Linked DNA regions of Homo sapiens: region 2 is linked to region 1. A link is an interaction called in ENCODE POLR2A ChIA-PET data of the cell type or tissue named here. Cell type or tissue: GM12878. All regions are shown on one strand.

Region 1 (4,000 bases):
GCTACTCGGGAGGCCGAGGCATGAGAATCACTTGAACCTAGGAGGCAGAGGATGCAGTGAGCCGAGATTGCACCATTGGGTGACAGAGTGAGACCCTATCTCCAAGAAAAAAAAACAAAAACAAACCTCAGATACTGTTAAGTGCTATAAAGACAAAGCCAAAATGAAACCAAACAACATGAGTTATATGATAGGGTGAGGGGGGGTGCTATGTTAGGGGACATGATCAGGGAGGCCATCTCTACAAAAGAGACATTTGAGCTGAGACAAGAAGGAACAGCCGAGAAAGCTAGGGGGAGAGGTTATTCCAGGCAGAGGGAACAGTGTGTGCCAAGGCTCAGAGGCAGGAAAGAGCTCAGTGTGTCAAGGTACAGCAAGGAGGCCAGGGCAGCTACTGGGTTAATTTGAGGCTGAGGAAACTGACAGGAGTCAACCACATGGTACTGTGAAGGGCCAAATAGAATTTGGGTTTGGGATTTGTTTGCTTGCTTTTGTTTTGAGATGGGGTCTCACTCTGTCACCCAGGCTGGAGTGCGGTGGCAAAATCTCAGCTCGCTGCAACCTCTGCCTCCCAGGCTCAAGCCACCCTCCCACCTTAGCCTCCCAAGTAGTTGGGACCAAAGACACACAACCCCACATCGGGGGTGGGGGGTGGGGTGTGTGTGTGTGTGTGTGTGTGTGTGTGTGTGTGTGTGTGTGTATACAGGGTTTTGCCATGTTGCCCAGGTTGCTCATGAACTGAGCTCAAGCAATCTGCCTAGCTCAGCATCCCAAAGTGCTGGGATTACAGGCATAAGCCACCATGCCTGGCCTGGGTTTGGGTTTTAAGCAGAGAGGGTAAGAGTATGACCTCACTTCCTGAAGGCAGCTTCTGCTACCGCTGTCATCAGCTTCCAGCTGTTCCTCACTTCTCCTTTGTAATCATTATTAGCAAATTTGCAATTCTATGTTTAATAGTTTGTCTCCCAGCCAAACCATGAGTGCCTGGAGGCAACCCCATTTGGCCTAGCAGGTGGTAGCCTCCCAACAAATATTAACTGAATGGATGCATGCATGTTTAGTCAGGTCAAAAACAACAAAAAAGACATACGAATGTGCAACAATCATTAGATACTAAGTGTAAGGGGGAGGGAAGTAGAATTACGCAGAAGAAATGCATAATTATTATGTCTCATACAAATGTGAAAACCTAGTCACAAATGGGAATGATAATACCTACTCTTAATGTGACCGAATGATTTAAATAAGATTGTATACTAAGAAGGGAAACTGGCCAGGTGCGGTGGCTCACGCCTGTAATCCCAGCGCTTTGGGAGGCCAAGGCGGTCAGATCGCCTGAGGCCAGGAGTTCAAGACCAGCCTGGCCAACATGGTGAAATCCCGTCTCTACTAAAAATACAAAAATTAGCCAGGCATGGTGGTGGGCACCTGTAATCCCAGCTACTCGGGAGGCTGAAGCAGGAGAATCATTTGAACCTGGGAGGCAGAGGTTGCAGTGACCCAAGATCATACCACTGCACTCCAGCCTGGGCAGCAGAGCGAGCCTCTGTCTCACAAAATAAAAAAAAAGAGAAACAGAGTCACCAGGGATGAATGACCTGCTAAAGGCATCCCTGAGGAGCCAGGGGAAGCACCGAGGATGGCAGTGATGGAAGCAGGGGTGGGGGGTCCAAGGGGCAAGAAGGCCTCTGTGGGCCCTGGAGAGGGCAGATCTGGAGAGCCGGATTCCTCAGCTCTCCCTACCCGTCTTTCCCCAAAGAAAACGGAAAGGAAGGGACTGGGAAGTGGGGTCTCGTATTCCTCCCTCCTCATGCTGCCACTGGGAGGAGGGAGTGTCCACTCTGCTCCCGTCAGAGGGACACCTCTGGCTTCTGTCCGAGCACCCCTCACCACACCCTCGCTGGGGCTGGGAGGAAGGGGGATCTGATTTTGTGCCTGTGAAAGGAACAAACATGGGGTTCTCTCTCTTCACTCCTGCCTGCCCAGATGGGGAGGACTGCTCTGCTCTTCCAATGGTCAGCCTGGTAGGATGGCTCCCTGTGAGGAAGGGGGTACGACTGGGGTTGCCAGCGCCCCCTGAGGCTGGATGGATTTAACTCAGAGTCAGGGTTAGGGAGCCCTGCCCTCCAGGCCAGTTCTCACAAGCTCGAGAGGTTTTCCTGCCCATCGGTTTGACTCCTGGGGCTGCAGAGAACAGTCACTTTGCCAGCCCCCCACCCCCACCTCCACCCTCATAGACTCACCACCCCACCAGCATACCACGTGGACAGAACCAGAGTGGAGAGGAGGAAGTGGAACAGTAAATGATCACACCAGTTAAAAAAATGAGGAAGTGAAGGATCCACGCGCTGTTTCAGGCAGCCGGTGAAGGAAGCATGAAGGAAAGATCACTCAGGAAGTGCAAGCCGGTAGGCTAGGCCAGCCTCCAGATGGATCTGTGTTCAAATCCTAGCCATGCCGGTTACCAGCACCTCACTTATTATCTCTAGAAAGTTAAAATGACAGGATATGGTGATGGAAAGAATAGGAGGGTCTAAGTGGACCCCAAGCTCAGGTTGAACCAAGGGGAAATGCACACAACCCTATGATGCTGGGCTACATTAACAAATGCATGACATTTAGATCATGGGAGGTAACATCTCTTACACAAGATCACACCCAGAGCACTAGAGTCATTTTTGGAAATCATTTTTTTTAACTTTTAAATGACTGATTTTCTTATTTATAAAACAGGCCAGGTCGGGCACGATGGCTCACGCCTGTAATCCCAGCACTTTGGGAGGCCAAGGCCGGCAGATCACGATGTCAGGAGTTTGAGACCAGCCTGGCCAACATGGTGAAACCCCATCTCTACTAAAAATATAAGAATTAGCCGGGCGTGGTGGTGCACGCCTGTAATCCCAGCTATTCAGGAGGCTGAGGCAGGAGAATTGCTTGAACCCAGGAGGCGGAGGTTGCAGTGAGCTGAGATCATGCCACTGCACTCCAGCCTGGGTAACAGAGCGAGACTCTGTCTCAGAAAAAAATAAAATAAAATAAAATAAAATAAAGCACTGGCAGGGCACAGTGGCTCACCCCTGTAACCCCAGCACTCTGAGAGGCTGAGGCAGGAGGATCACTTGAGCCCAGGAGTTGAAGACCAGCCTGGGCAACACAGTAAGACCTCATCTCTACAAAAAAAAAATAATAATAATAATAATAATAACAACAATAATAATAATGTATTACATCCAAATAGGCCGTGACTTTAAAAATGGCTATCATTGGCCAGGTGCGGTGGCTCATGCCTGTAATCCCAGCACTTTGGGAGGCTGAGGTGGATGGATTACCTGGTCTGGTAGTGCACCTGTGGCCCCAGCTACTTGGGAGGCTGGGGTGGGAGGATTGTTTGAGCCCAGGAGGTTGGGGTTCTGTTGAACTATGATTGCACCACTGCACTCCAGCCTGGGTAACAGAGCAAGAACCTGTCTCTAAAAGTAAAACATGATCATAGAGACAGTTTTGAAAATAGAGAAAACAGGCCAGGTGCAGTGGCTCACGCCTGTAATCCCAGCACTATGGGGAGACCGAGGCGGGCGGACCATTTGAGGTCAGGAGTTCGAGACCAGCCTGGGCAACTTGGTGAAACCCTGTCTTTACTAAAAATATAAAATTAGCCAGGCATGGTGGCAGGTGCCTGTAATACCAGCTACTAAGGCAGGAGAATTGCTTGAACCCAGGAGATGGACATTGCAGTGAGCTGAGATCACACCACTGCACTCCACCCTGGGTGACAGAGCAAGATTCTGTCTCAAAAAAAAAAAAAAAAGAAGAAGAAGAAGAAGAAAAGAAAAAGAAAACATAATCCATGCATAATTACAATACCTGAATTACAGTGGCTCTCAAAGTGCAGTTCCTGGACCAGTAACATCAGCATCACTGGTGAATTTGTGAGAAATTCTCATGTCCCAACCCAGACTTGCTGAATCAGAAACTCCTAGGGTGAGCCCCCCAAGGGATT
Region 2 (4,000 bases), 470 kb after region 1:
CCTTTTCATAGTAGGAGCAAGAGTCAATTTGTAAAATCAAAAACCAAGTCCCTAGAATCGTAAGCCAAATGAAAAGGTTTTCTCATTGGCAACTCATTAAACTCAGACCTAAGAAAACAAACATTTGTTTGAGCCTGATGGAGGCGTGGGCCACACTTAATCCAAGCATTTTCTTGTAGGCTGGATTCTAAAATAGAAGATAGTAGGTCCTAGTACCATTTCCATCTAGTCCAGGTTAGCTGGTAAGTTTCATCTCTCATGCCAAGTCTGATCAATTGCTTGGTGGCCATGGTGAAAAGGATTCTGGGGGCTGCTGCTTTGCTCTGGAGGAAAGAAATTGATCAATGATGTCTGTTTGCTGTGAGCTGGGATTAGAGAATGACAGTGCCGGTCCTTGGACTGGCCAATGATTCTCCACAAGGCTGCACATAGAACCATCTGGGGAACTTTCAAAGGCCTAGACCACACCCAGAGATTCTGATTCAGTTGTTCTCTGAAGCCTTGGATCAGTATTTTCTTTTTATTTATGTTTTTGAGACAGGGTCTTGCTCTATTGCCTAGGCTGGAGTGCAGTGGCACAATCGTAGCTCACTGCAGTCTCGACCTGGACTCAAGTGATCCTCCCGTCCTCTGCCTCCTCAGTAGCTGGGACTACAGGTGTGCTCCACCACACCTGGCTAATTTTTAAATAATTTTTTTGTAGAGACACGGTTTCACTATGTTGCCCAGGCTGGTCTTGAACTCCTGGGCTCAGGTGATTCTCTCACCTTGGCCTCCCAAAGTGATGGGATTACAGGCATGAGCCAGTGTGCCCGGCTTGGATCAGTATTTTTTTAAAGTGTCCAGGTGATTGTAATATGCAGCCACTACTCAAGTCTTTAGATAATTTCCCTCAAACACAAACCAATTTTAGGAGGACAGGATATGTTCAGTTCTTAGATGTGTTAAGTTTGAAATAATAGCAAAATGTTCCGTGTGGGAAAGGAAAGGCGAGCAAGAAGTTGGGAATAGAGACCTGACAATTATTTTATTAACAGAGCATTATGATGCCTGTAAACCCAGCACGTGGGAGGCTGAGGTGGGCGGATCACTTGAGGTCAGGAGTTCAAGACCAGCCTGGCCAACATGGTGAAACCCTGTCTCTACTAAAAATGCAAAAACTAGCCAGGCGTGGTAGTGTGTACTTATAATCCCAGTTGCTAGAGAGGCTGAGGCAGGAGAATCCCTTGAACCCGGGAGATGGAGGTTGCAGTGAGCTGAGATTGTGCCACTGCACTCCAGCCTGGGCGACAGAGCGAGACTCCATCTCAAAAAAAAAAAAAAGGAAACCAAACAAATACAGCATTATTACTTGAAACCCAAGAATGAGTTGCTGAGTTTTGCAAGGGAAATGAAGATCCAGGAAAGACGTGAACTTGGAGCATACCCAACCTGTTGAAGTAGTTTCCGTGCAATGTAGATAGACTGAGAAGGTGCGGGTGCTGTCCTAGAACCCAAGAGCAGGAGCGCCGCAGGGCCTCCGGAAGTGGTGGGAACTGGGACTTACTGCTCCTCACTGGCATGCCCTCTGCCTCCCTTCCTGTCTCCCTCCTGTCTTTTGCTTTTCTAACTAGGACCCTGCTTCTCTGCTTGCTGGCCCTGTGGTGAGATGCAGCACAGCCACTAAACACAACCATGCCTTCCTGCTGGTCTCAGTTCCAGCATCCCCAGGGAAGGAACTGTGGCTGACCCAGCTTGGGACAGCTGTGGCCAGTGGAGGGGAGGGGAGGGTTCTGTGGAGTGACCTCTGAGTGAGGATGGGAAGGTCCATTCCCACAGGGGGACTGCTAGGCAGACAAAGCTGGGGTCTCCCTTTCTCTCCCTCTCTCAAGTGACAGGCAGAGCAGTGGGCAGGAGACCAGGAGAGTGTGGCCTCCCTGAAGTCCACCGAGTGGTTCATGGAGAGCACATGTGACACCAGTTCCCTGGAGAGGATTGGGGAAAGCCAGCCTAGTCTGACACCACCACTGTGTTCCAGCTGCCGTCCTTCAGAGTTGGGTTTCAGTAGAAGAAAGTTCTCAATAGGGAGTTCCTGGCTTTCTAGGGAAGTCCTGGGATAGGTTTGAGGGGTCTGTGATCCCCCTCAAATTGTGTACAAGAATGTGAGGTTTTATATGCCTAGGCACATTTTCTGGGGGAGATGGTCCATAGCCTCTCTACATGGAGTGCAGTGGGAAGTGGGGGACAGGTTTCTTCTCAAGGTGGGGAGCCTGTCTTCCTCCTCCCCATAACCCTCCTCCAAGCCTCTTCCGGATCGATTTCTACACAGAGTGTTGATTCAGCCAGATAAGGTGCACGAAGGTAACTAAGCAAGTGGGTGTAGACTTTGAGTTCAGCAACTTGTGTGGCAGATAGTCAGTCATACACGGTAGTGAATCAGAAACTCTCCTAGTTTCAGTGTTGACTATTCTCATCTGTTCATATGCTTATAGTGCATCTCGTCAGCTCACAGCCAGCTGCCTGCTTCTAGAAGGCAGGTCCTTTCACTTCTACTCTGCCATGTTTGTTGATTGCCACCGTCTCATATTAGTGGGGACTCTTCCTGTTGCAAGTTCAGAAACAGCTCCAGCAGCTTCCCCGAATGGAAACAGTATTGGCTCTTGGAACTGGGAATTTCAAAGGACAGCTGGATTTAGGGGTTCAAGGGGTCTCCAGGGCTTCATGTGTCTCTCTCTCTCCTGGCTTTCCTGGGAGTGCTGGCTTCCTTCCTAGGCCCTTGTTCTGTGTTGGGAAAGATGGCTGCAGCAGCCACAGTCAGTGCCCTTATCAGTCGGGATTGACAGGTGAGAGAAGCCATTTCTCTGCCTCTCCTCACCTTCTGAGTCTCATGGAAGGCCTCTCCTTGGCCACATACACCTTGTCTCACAGGTGGGAAGCAGGAATGAGTGCTGTCTCTGGCCAGGCCACATTTAGCTGCCTACTCTTGTGACCCCAGTGACTGAGAGTCCCCCAGACCCCCATGGGATAGGGAAAGGGCAGGGTCCCCATGGAAAAGAGGTGCTGGGAAGACAGACAGCCGGTGGCCAGCATTGCGATCTAGTGGAGGACTCGCCACGGGCGATGGTGAGAGTGGTGGCTTTCAATATGATGCCCGTGGAGACTTCACAACCAACCAGAAAGCCCTGCAGTGTTTAGACCCCTGATGATGTTTTGGCTCATCAGTATGGTGAGCCACCTGCACCTACTGCACCACAGGTGGCTCATTCCTGTGGTGCAGTAGGACAGTGGCCTAGAAGGTCAGGACTCTTCTGGAAAATTTTGCACAAGGGTCTTGATTTTAAACGAGGCCGCTAGTTGCCAGTGAGGCCTGCCGTAAATAAATAATGAGCCCCAGGCAAGCATCCACCCATTCTCAACACCTCAGGACACAGACTCACAGAAGCAACTGTGCATTTCTGCTCTGTGTGGTTTTAAAGCTTGGGAGGAGGTTGCAGTTGAATTGAGAGGCAGGCTGTTTTTTACTTAATGACCCGTTCTGGAGAGATTGCCGTGTGATGAGGGTATAAACATGCTTCCACCAGCCTGTGGTCTGGAGATGTGTACCGACCGGTTCTTGGGAGAGACGGCTGGACACACAAGGAGCCACAGAGCAGCCAGTGGGGAGGGCCAGCATAGTCGTGCTGAATTGTGTCTGGAATGAGCTCCCAAGGCTGTTCTTTCTAATCACAGTTCTCCCCGCCTGCCAAGCGCATCCTGGACTCCGTGTCTCCGTTTGCCTTGTTGAGTCCACATGGATGGCCTTCCTTGCTCTCTGTTTCAGCCAGTCCTATCTTTCCTCAAGGCCACTGCTAGTTTCATCTCTGCGAGGCCTTCTCAGCTCCCACCCTGTCTCAGGCCCTCATGGCCCGCTGGGATGGGCAGCACCTTCAGCGTTAAGCAGACTGGTCTGAGTGCTGACCTGCTTTTAGTCTGCCTCCGTCATCAGAAGAGGATATTCCTGCCTAACTCCATTGTTCTTAGA

Evidence for each region. ChIA-PET counts read pairs that join two places held together with the same protein. Peaks named below come from ENCODE experiments on the same cell type or tissue, not always from the same donor. Only the 100,000 strongest peaks of a DNase experiment are listed, where the experiment ranks them.
Region 2: POLR2A ChIA-PET joins it to region 1 with 5 read pairs; 1 of 35 experiments calls an interaction of 5 or more read pairs at or near these places.

The regions. Positions count from the first base shown.
Region 1 is chr20:36,841,219-36,845,218 of GRCh38, forward strand. All of the region lies in intron 1 of MTCL2 (microtubule crosslinking factor 2), which reads right to left. Among named protein-coding and RNA genes, the nearest start is that of MTCL2, 20 kb to the right of the region's middle. RefSeq lists an enhancer at 442-501. In GM12878, a CTCF peak has its summit at 2,091; DNase peaks (open chromatin) are centred at 916 and 2,283; H3K27ac peaks cover 3,818 bases.
Region 2 is chr20:37,306,448-37,310,447 of GRCh38, forward strand. All of the region lies in intron 2 of MANBAL (mannosidase beta like), which reads left to right. Among named protein-coding and RNA genes, the nearest start is that of MANBAL, 19 kb to the left of the region's middle. In GM12878, no CTCF peak of the experiment used is centred here; a DNase peak (open chromatin) is centred at 2,434; H3K27ac peaks cover 2,169 bases.